2 separate regions of the Homo sapiens genome follow, and region 2 is linked to region 1. Evidence: read pairs that join two places in POLR2A ChIA-PET (ENCODE). Cell type or tissue: CD4-positive, alpha-beta T cell. All regions are shown on one strand. Each heading gives the region's core, and the rest is flanking DNA. Links, peaks and the distances in the headings are about the cores only.

The links. ChIA-PET counts read pairs that join two places held together with the same protein. Peaks named below come from ENCODE experiments on the same cell type or tissue, not always from the same donor. Only the 100,000 strongest peaks of a DNase experiment are listed, where the experiment ranks them.
Region 2: POLR2A ChIA-PET joins it to region 1 with 5 read pairs; 6 of 35 experiments call an interaction of 5 or more read pairs at or near these places.

The regions. Positions count from the first base shown.
Region 1 is chr5:81,004,802-81,009,207 of GRCh38, forward strand. The region is part of intron 1 of RASGRF2 (Ras protein specific guanine nucleotide releasing factor 2); the gene reads left to right. Among named protein-coding and RNA genes, the nearest start is that of RASGRF2-AS1, 46 kb to the left of the region's middle. In CD4-positive, alpha-beta T cell, for the core only: no CTCF peak of the experiment used is centred there; DNase peaks (open chromatin) are centred at 2,400 and 3,000; H3K4me3 peaks cover 2,561 bases; H3K27ac peaks cover 3,745 bases.
Region 2 is chr5:81,088,473-81,092,878 of GRCh38, forward strand. It overlaps RASGRF2 (Ras protein specific guanine nucleotide releasing factor 2), which reads left to right. Exons shown (of 27, transcript NM_006909.3): 10 at 4,329-4,406. Among named protein-coding and RNA genes, the nearest start is that of RASGRF2-AS1, 130 kb to the left of the region's middle. In CD4-positive, alpha-beta T cell, for the core only: no CTCF peak of the experiment used is centred there; no DNase peak of the experiment used is centred there.

The sequences.
Region 1 (4,406 bases), core at 80-4,079:
AAAAGGTACAGATGCCCTGATTGAAATGATAATCTATGTAGCTGATTGTTCTTTCCTCAATGTGACGTTATCAGTATTGTTCTTTGCTTGGAACAGAGTGCAGTACACGTTGATATTAGCATTTGTTTTCAGCTGCACCTGTCACCATACTGAATTTCCAAACATTTTCATTACCTCAAAAAAGAAACCCCTCAGCCCTTAGCCATCATCTCCTAATTTTCCAAACCTACCCCCAGTCCTAGGCAACCCCTAACGTACTTGTTCTGTATAGATTTGCCTATTCTGGACATTTCATGTAAGTGGAATCATACATTATACCGTCCTTTGTGTCTGGTTTCATTTAACATTAGTGTATTATTCTATTCCCACGCTGCTAATAAAGACATACCTGAGACTGGGCAATTTAGAAGGGAAAGAGGTTTAGTTGACTCACAGTTCACCATGGCTGGGGAGGCCTCAGGAAACCGACAATCATGGCGGAAGGGGAAGCAAACATGTCCTTCTTCATGCTGGCAGGAAGAAGAAATGCGAGCGAAGGTGGGGAAAAGCCCCTTATAAAACCGTCGGATCTCGTGAGAACGCACTCACTATCACGAGGACAGCTTGAGGGTAATGGCTCCCATGATTCCATTACCTCCCACCAGGTTCTACCCACAACACATGGGGATTATGGGAACTGCAATTCAAGATACGATTTGGGTGGGGGGCACAGCCAAACCATATCAGTCAGTGTTTTTAAGATTTATTCATATTGTAGCATATTTGTATTTCACTCCTTTTCATGGAGAAAAAAAATCCCATTGTATGGATATACCACATTTTGTTTATCCATTCCTCAGCTGATGGACTTTTGGGTAGTTTCTGCTATTTGACTTCTATGAATAGTGCTGCTGTGAACATTCGTGTAGACATTTTTGAGTAGACATATATTTTATTTCTTTTGGGTACATACTGAAGAGTGGAGAGACATATTTTGCAGTACTTTTTTTCCTTTCTATCTGGAAGATTGAAGGGGAGTATTCCTTGGTGAGGTGGGCTCTGTCTGTGATAGAGAGGGCATTAAGTCAGAGGTAGGAATTGCTGATTAGAGTTCCAGGTCAGCGCCTGACTGGCCATGTGTTTGGAAGTTCACTCTGTTTCCTCAGCTGTAGAATGAAGTAGTTTTATCGGACAATCTTTAAGGTCGCTTCCAAGTTCAAATGTTCCAAGTTCAAACGTTTTCCTGAGTGAGATTGAAAGGCTTTCAAGATATGAAGGGAAATATTTCAAACAACTTGGACTTTAATATTTATTTATTTAATTAAGTTTTGTGTTTTTAATAAAAATAAATCTTTAAAAATTGTATGGCTATAGAACCAACCTTACTCAAATTTGTATTACCCAAGGACATCTACTTTAATATTTCGGTGTATTTCCTGTCGAATTTGCCCCTTTAGGTTGTTTAGTTGTTTATTGGGCTGTAGTCATGCTCAATGCACAGTTTTCTATGGGGATCCTGTTTTGATTGCCCTTCAGACTGGTCTTGATTTCACTTAATATGCTTCTAACTTTGGTTGAAGGACCTTTGAAAGTGAAAAGTCTTTTGAGTTAAGTGGTTTTGGTAAAGCCATGATAGTTTTGAAAGTGCAAAGGTGTTTCTGAAAGTATGTTACCTTCTAGAATAGTCAGTAGAAAGCTTCATATGTAGTAGGCAGAGATAAGGCTGTAAGTGTGTCAGAATCTAATAGTTCCATACCCCAGAGCAGCTAACCCACTTCTTCCTCCTGTGTTTTGGTGATTTAGAAGCCATCAAAATGCTTATTCCCTTTGCTGGGGTTCAGAAGCTGATGCCCCGAACTATGGTGCTTTGACATGCTGAACCGAGGAAGGAGCCTTGAGACCTCTCGGATCCCCCTTTCCCCACTTCTCCGTCTGCCCCAAAGCACAGGATAAAATTGTTCTCTGAAGTTCCCTTATCTGCCTAAAGTCCAGACCTGCTGAAGAAGAAAACAATTACTTCTGGTCACTTTCCTGAGTTTTCATTAACTGAACACATGTCTCAGAAAGAAAGATTCCAAGTCCATCAACACACTTTTATAGACTTGTCACAAACCATTGTCTGTTCTGCGGGCCCACGAGACATTGTCCCAGGCCATTGTATGTTCCTCGAGTCCATGGCATTCTCCTAAAAATGGTTTACTAACCCCCTAAAATAAGCCTCACTTCCCCATCTCCCTTTCTCCTCAGAAGGGTATATAACCATTAACCATCTGTACCTCATTGCGTGGTGGAGTAATCACTGTGTGATCCGCCTGCCTCCGTACACATTTATAAATGTGTATATGCCTCTTCTCCTGTTAACCTTCCTTTTGTTAGATGTGGCTTCTCATTCGGGAGGGGGTGTAGCTTTCAGGAAACCTGCAGAAGGTGAAGGGGAGGAGTTTTCCCTTGGCCTCTACACTTTCATAATGCTCAAAAAGTTTCTGATTGTGGTTTCAAATTATTTCCTGTGTTGGAGGAAGGTTGAACTTGTTTTTCTTTTTGCCTACTTTCTGGTTTTCAAGCTCAGCAACTTCATTAACTTTTCTAGCTCCTGAGAGACCACTCTGTGCAGTGAAGCAGGCTCTTCTGCCCTGAGGAAGGGGTTCATTCTTTCCCAGGGACCCTCTCCCTGGAGCTGCCTTGAGGCCAGAACACCTCCACACTGGCACCAAGTGTTTAGAGAGCCCTATTGTCAGCTGCCCCGGGATGTCATTTTTTCCTTCATGGTGAGGGTTAGTTGGCCATATACTCCCTCGCTTTCTTTTTTCCATTAAGAAAAATTCACGCCAACAAACTCAACTTTCTCAGGGTGGTCCTTGCATTTATGGTAAATATTGAAGGCTGATTTAGGACGAGGAAAGTGAACTATTCAGATCAGCTGCCCCTCCACGATAACTGCTTGACTTGCTCACCTAATCGCAGGTGCAACTGAGACAGAAGGATAACCATGTATTGTTCTTCAAAGGAGTGACCTCATCCATGGAGGAGTCACCTAGTAAATGCAAAATGCTGAGCAAGCAGATCCGATGCAGCTTCTCATTTGGGAGGGGGTGAACTGAAGAGAGAGACGTGAACAGGAAAAGCAATGGAAGCATCCTCATCCCTTGGCCATGGCAGTTATGGAAGGGTTCCAATACCCTCAGCTTCCCAGGACCATCCAGCAATAGTATTTATTGTCTTCATCTATGGTAAACACTTTCTGATAGGCCAAAATTGCACTGTCTCGTCTGATTTACAGAACCAGCTATCTCAAATGTGTAGTAATTGGAAAAAGTGGATGATGATGGTTTCAGTTTTCTTTTTCTTTCTTTCTTTCCTTTTTTTTTTTTTTTTTTTTTTTTTTTTTGAGACAGAGTCTCGCTTCTTCGCCCAGGCTGGAGTGCAGTGGCACAATCTCGGCTCACTGCAACCTCCTCCTCCCGGGTTCAAGCAATTCTCCTGCCTCAGCCTCCCCAGTAGCTGGGATTACAGGCATGTGTCACCACGCCCGGCTAATTTTTGTATTTTTAATAGAGACGAGGTTTCACCCTGTTGGTCAGGCTGGTCTCAAACTCGTGACCTCCAGTGATCCACCTGCTTCAGCCTCCCAAAGTGCTGGGATTACAGGCATGAGCCACCGTGCCTGGCTGGTTTCAGTTTTCATACAGCTTATTTTAGCACTTTGACACATCTTGCACTGTTACTTAATCTTATAATGTTATTTAATTGCTTTATGAGTGCCTAATTTAGCTTTTCAGCTAAACTGTAATCTTCTTAAGATCAGTATATGTGTGTCTATAAAATACATACCAGCATGACACTTTCAAAAATAAGATGGTTGATAAAATAATGGATAAAATGGATTCCTCCCCTCTTCCTTCTCTTCTTCCCTCCCTCCTTCCTCTCCCTTTTGTAGCACCTCCTGTCTCTTAGGCTGCTGATTTAATATTAGAAATGAGAACAGAAATGGCTAGGGTGGCATCTAGAACCATTATAAAATTCAAGGGCAGAATAGAATTTTGTAGACTTGATGATTTTTTGGAAATTTATTTTCTGGACATACTTCTTATCTATACAGGCTCCAGCCCATCTATTTCTTCCTTTCCGTGTGATCCATCCTTTTGTGGTTGATTGTCTCAGCAAGTAGAACTTCAAGTCAGAGTCCTGGGTTTTGGACTCATGATCTGGTTGGCTTTGCCACATAGATAGCTTTCACAACAGAGACTCACAACAGAGTGTGGCAGACCAGTGGGAGTCCACTACTACCCCTGGGCCTGCAGCTGAGAGCACATGCCCTGATGGGTTGTGGGTGATTGTCCTGCCTCTTTCAGCCTGTTTCCTCATCTGTAAAAGGGGAATAAATTATGGGCTCATGACGAGAACTCGATGAGAAAATGCAGGATGGA
Region 2 (4,406 bases), core at 217-4,216, 84 kb after region 1:
GGAATTCTCTCTGCCTTACCTTGTCTAGTATGATGCTTTTTGTTACAGATACCTGGAAAATGGGCGTTGAATTAAATTATTTACTGAATTGCAATTATGACTGTAAAGTGTTTTATGTTGTATTTTTCTTGTATTGGAGTTTCCTGAAAATGTCTACTAATTGACTTGTGCTTGATAGTATGTGAGAATGGAGACGAAAGTTTCTATAATGTACAATTTCTTAAAGGATTTTTGATTGGGAAGTATTATAACCCACAAACATACTATATTGCTAAAAAACGTAAACTTTTTTAGGTCTGAGCTTGAAAAAACATTCAATAATGAAAAATGCTGGAAGGTCAAATACTGAATGTCATTTTTTTTCACTGCAATTGGAGAGAAAACAATCATGAACAATTTCTCCCTTTATTCATGCCCATATGTTATTAATTCCTTGTTATGTACCACATGTTTAAGGCACTTCTGTCAGCTATGAATATTTCTGATATTATTATCATGTTGATGTCAATATAATGATTTGCCTTTTAGCAGTATTTTTCTGCATGTGTGGTTTGGTTAGTTGTTTAAGAGTTATACAGTAAAGTTGGTTTCTAAAATTCAGACCTCAATCTGAAATTAGGAAGTAATACAATCACAGACAATTTGGAAAGTTTGCATTGTTTTGCTTTGGTTACTCCTATTATCACTTTTACATAGCACCCTTAACGACTTTAAGACCCATTGAGGCGTTTTCAAAAATTATTATTTTAAAAAAATTTAGAGGGATTCTTATTTTCTATGAAATGGTCTACAATTTATCTCTAAAGGTGTACTAATATTTGTGTTAATTACTTTTAGGGATGATATGTGGTCTATTTCTATGTGCGTGTGTGTGTGTGTGCATGCGTGCATGTGTGCATGTAGTTTCCACCTTATGTGAATTTTTATTCATAAGAACTAGAAAAATACGTCATCCAGATCATCTGAAAGATCACCTCAGAATAAAGGCATCAGCAACTCTTGAATGTTTTTTGATGAGGATTTAGTGATTGAAATAATGAAAGTTTTATTGTAAATGGTTTCCCATTATTAGTCTGTTGGATAGGATACAGAAGACTATATTATAGAAATGGTCTGATATTATCATTGTTTTCTAAAATCTATTAATAGTTTGTTGAATAAATGTGTGAGTGTCTGAGGCAATGATAGGAAAACAGTCTAGCTGCATCACTGGAGGTCAAATCCTGTCTCCCCTACTTCCTTGCTGTGTGATATTGGGCAATTTACTTAACTTCTCTATGCCTCAGTTTCTTCTCCTTAAATTGGAGTTAATAGTAGTAGCTATCTTTTAGGATTGTTGTAAAAATGAGCTAATGCTCACAAAAGCACCTAGACTAGTACCTGCAAGATTATGATAAACTTTAAAAGCCAAGATCCAAATTTTGGAATGACTTCCTATTTTCAATAACATGAAATATGTATGAATATTTAGTAGAAGATAAAGGCACTCTAAGCTGACATTTTGTACAAAATCTATTATGCATTGTGAACAGTGTTTTGTGGAAATGTAAGTCAGGAAAATGAAATATAGGTGACTGAATACAGGACTAAGTGCCTTGAGAATAAGACATGGACCTTTCTGGTATTTTAATCATTCCTAGACTCTAAGTCATGCGCTTTCAATGTACCAGTGTTCTCTGAAATTTTAACTTTGGGTCTAGAGACAGTTATATCTTCTCAAATGCCTAACCCAATAAGCTGGAAATGGTTCTTCATTCTTTTTCATTACTCAGTAGAATTAAGAATAAGGGGCATAGTCTTGAATGCCATTCTGTGGGAATGAAGTGATTGAATTAACAGAAATTTTGTTGGAAGTTGACCCCAATTATTAGAGAGACCGATGACCAGGATGCAAAGAATCATGCTATAGCAATGATCTGATGAATTACTAAATGAATACTAAGTATTTCTCTAATTTGTATTAGCTAGCGAGGAATCCTTTCTTCATATCTCATAGCTGTATTGAAACATCATGTCAAATGCAAGAGAAAATGTGAAAAAATCCTCTTAAAATGCTTTTTCCAAATATGATTATTTCACAAACCATAGTGTTGCAATTTCTCACTTTTAATTCAGATGTATACATTTCTGTATGTACCTAATGTACACAGTCTCCTATGTCTCCCTTCTACTTGGATATAAGGTAAACAATTATAGATTAAGCATATTAGTGTATGGTTGCCAAGGAAACATTTATTTTTTTTGTCTCACAGCTGAAATTCACAGTAATTGCTAATATATGAGCTAACAGCGTATTCTGTAATTTCTTTCTAAATTGTATTTATTTTTATGTATTCTATAATTTCTGACATAGAAAATCACTAAATTGCTAGAAGCATTTACTAACGAACACATTATTATTGAGTTTTCACAGCTTGCTTATAGCCTTTCTGAAAATGACTCCCAGAGCTATTTGTCCACCAAGATTATTTGTCCAAGCCTCAGTCTTTCACTCAGCCCTAAGTCATGGGCCTGATGGCTCATGGCCCCCATGGCAGAGCTAGAACTTACTCTCTTCCCATCTGTCTTCTTTCTGAGTCTTATATTTTATGTGGCTGAATCCCCTGGCTACATCACTCCCTTCTCACTTAGGCATGACCTTAGGCGAGCTACTTGGCCTCAGACCTCAGTTTCCCCATCTGTGAAATGGGAGGCATTAAACCATGTCCTCTGCAAGGCCTCTGGCTTTGATTGCATCCTGAGCCCTATGAGCCCATCCTTCTGCTGCTATGACTTGCTCATAGACTTCCCTAACTTCTGCCTCCTGCTTTCCCCTGCCTCCAGTACTCTATGTCATTCCTTGCTGCCTGGGCTGCCAGCCAGTTTGCTCCCACCCACCTCACCTCCTTCATTCACTCTCCTCTTGCCCATCCCTTCGTGGGAGTCAAGCCGTCTCCTGGCCCATTGTTCCCCAATCCCACACCCTCACCCAGGACTTCTTCCTTGCTATTCTTTAGGCCCAGAATAGCTGCCTACTCTGTGTCTGTCAAGCATCCCACTGCAGCACTCACCAAAATAGACAGTGTGAGATCCAGGCGTGGAAACTTGGGTCTCTTGCCACCCTGTACACCTTTCAATTTCTGTTAAAAAGTAGATGCAATTTGCAACATTCATATGTTAATATGAACATTTTGTGACTCACAATCATAGTTTTACCAACTTACATATATATATTATTTATATGGAGAACTTTAGTGGTCTTTTTCTGCTTATTGAAGTAGTTTGTGCTCATTAAAAAAATCAAGAAGCTAGAAAAATGTATGAAGAGGAAAATAAGGTTGTCTACAATCTCATCTCTTAGTGATGACTGTTGTTAATGTTCAAGGGTTGGATATGCACTTAATGATTCTTCTGAGGGTAATATGAGCCTGCAGAAGGCTGCATTTGGGGTAGGTGGTAGGTTAAATAAATGTAAGAAATTTGACTATCTCAGGGCACTTCAGAAGTCAGAATCAAGAGGTTGGCAAGAATCTTTGTTAGTACTTTTTGGTTTGATATTTAACTTAGATTGGAATTTTATTTTTGGGGTAGGGGGAGGTTGCTATGAGGGTGAAATCTAGAAATAATCAAAGGTAATGTTGGTATTATAAAGTCTGTGTATAGCTTCCCACATTAAATGGAAGGTAGTTTTGCTCCTAGGAGTATACTGGGTATAGATTTTATGTGGATTATTTTCTGTTTAGATTCCACAAATAATTTTTATCTCACATAATTTAAATGTAACTTGAAATAGGTGTCCTTTAAAAATAGTTCTTAGCTAAATTTCACTGAATTATATAATTTATATATTTTTATAATATACATGTATTGTACATTCTATTTTTAAAATACAAGGTAAACTGTATTAATATGCTATTTATCTACATTCTGTGCTTCAGGAAGAATACATTGCATTTGCTTTTTGTTATCATATTATTCTATATAATTATGCAATATGTATGTTATTATTAAATACATAAATTGATTGGATCAGATCACTAAGGACAGATGGCAGAAGTGCTTCATTCTTTGAATTCAATTTTGCCATCTTTCAAACTTATTTTCCAGTTTATAGATGAAGAATCAAGTCTAAAGTGTTTCACAAAAATATTAGGAACAGTTCAGCCCTTAAAATACAATGCATTGTTTCTTCTGCTCAGACTGGAAGAGAGTTACTTGTTCTGATGATGTGTCACATAAATCAATCCCTGGTATTTTGGGAAACAGACCTTAGTGTTTATTGCCGTGGACATGGTCCTCACTTGACAGAATTTTAATTGCTGTGTATTCTTCATTTTTGTAATCACCAGGTTCTCTTATTCAAGTACCTTCCGTTGAGAGGGGGAAACTTAGTAAAGTTCGCCTGGGTTCGTTGTCTTTGAAAAAGG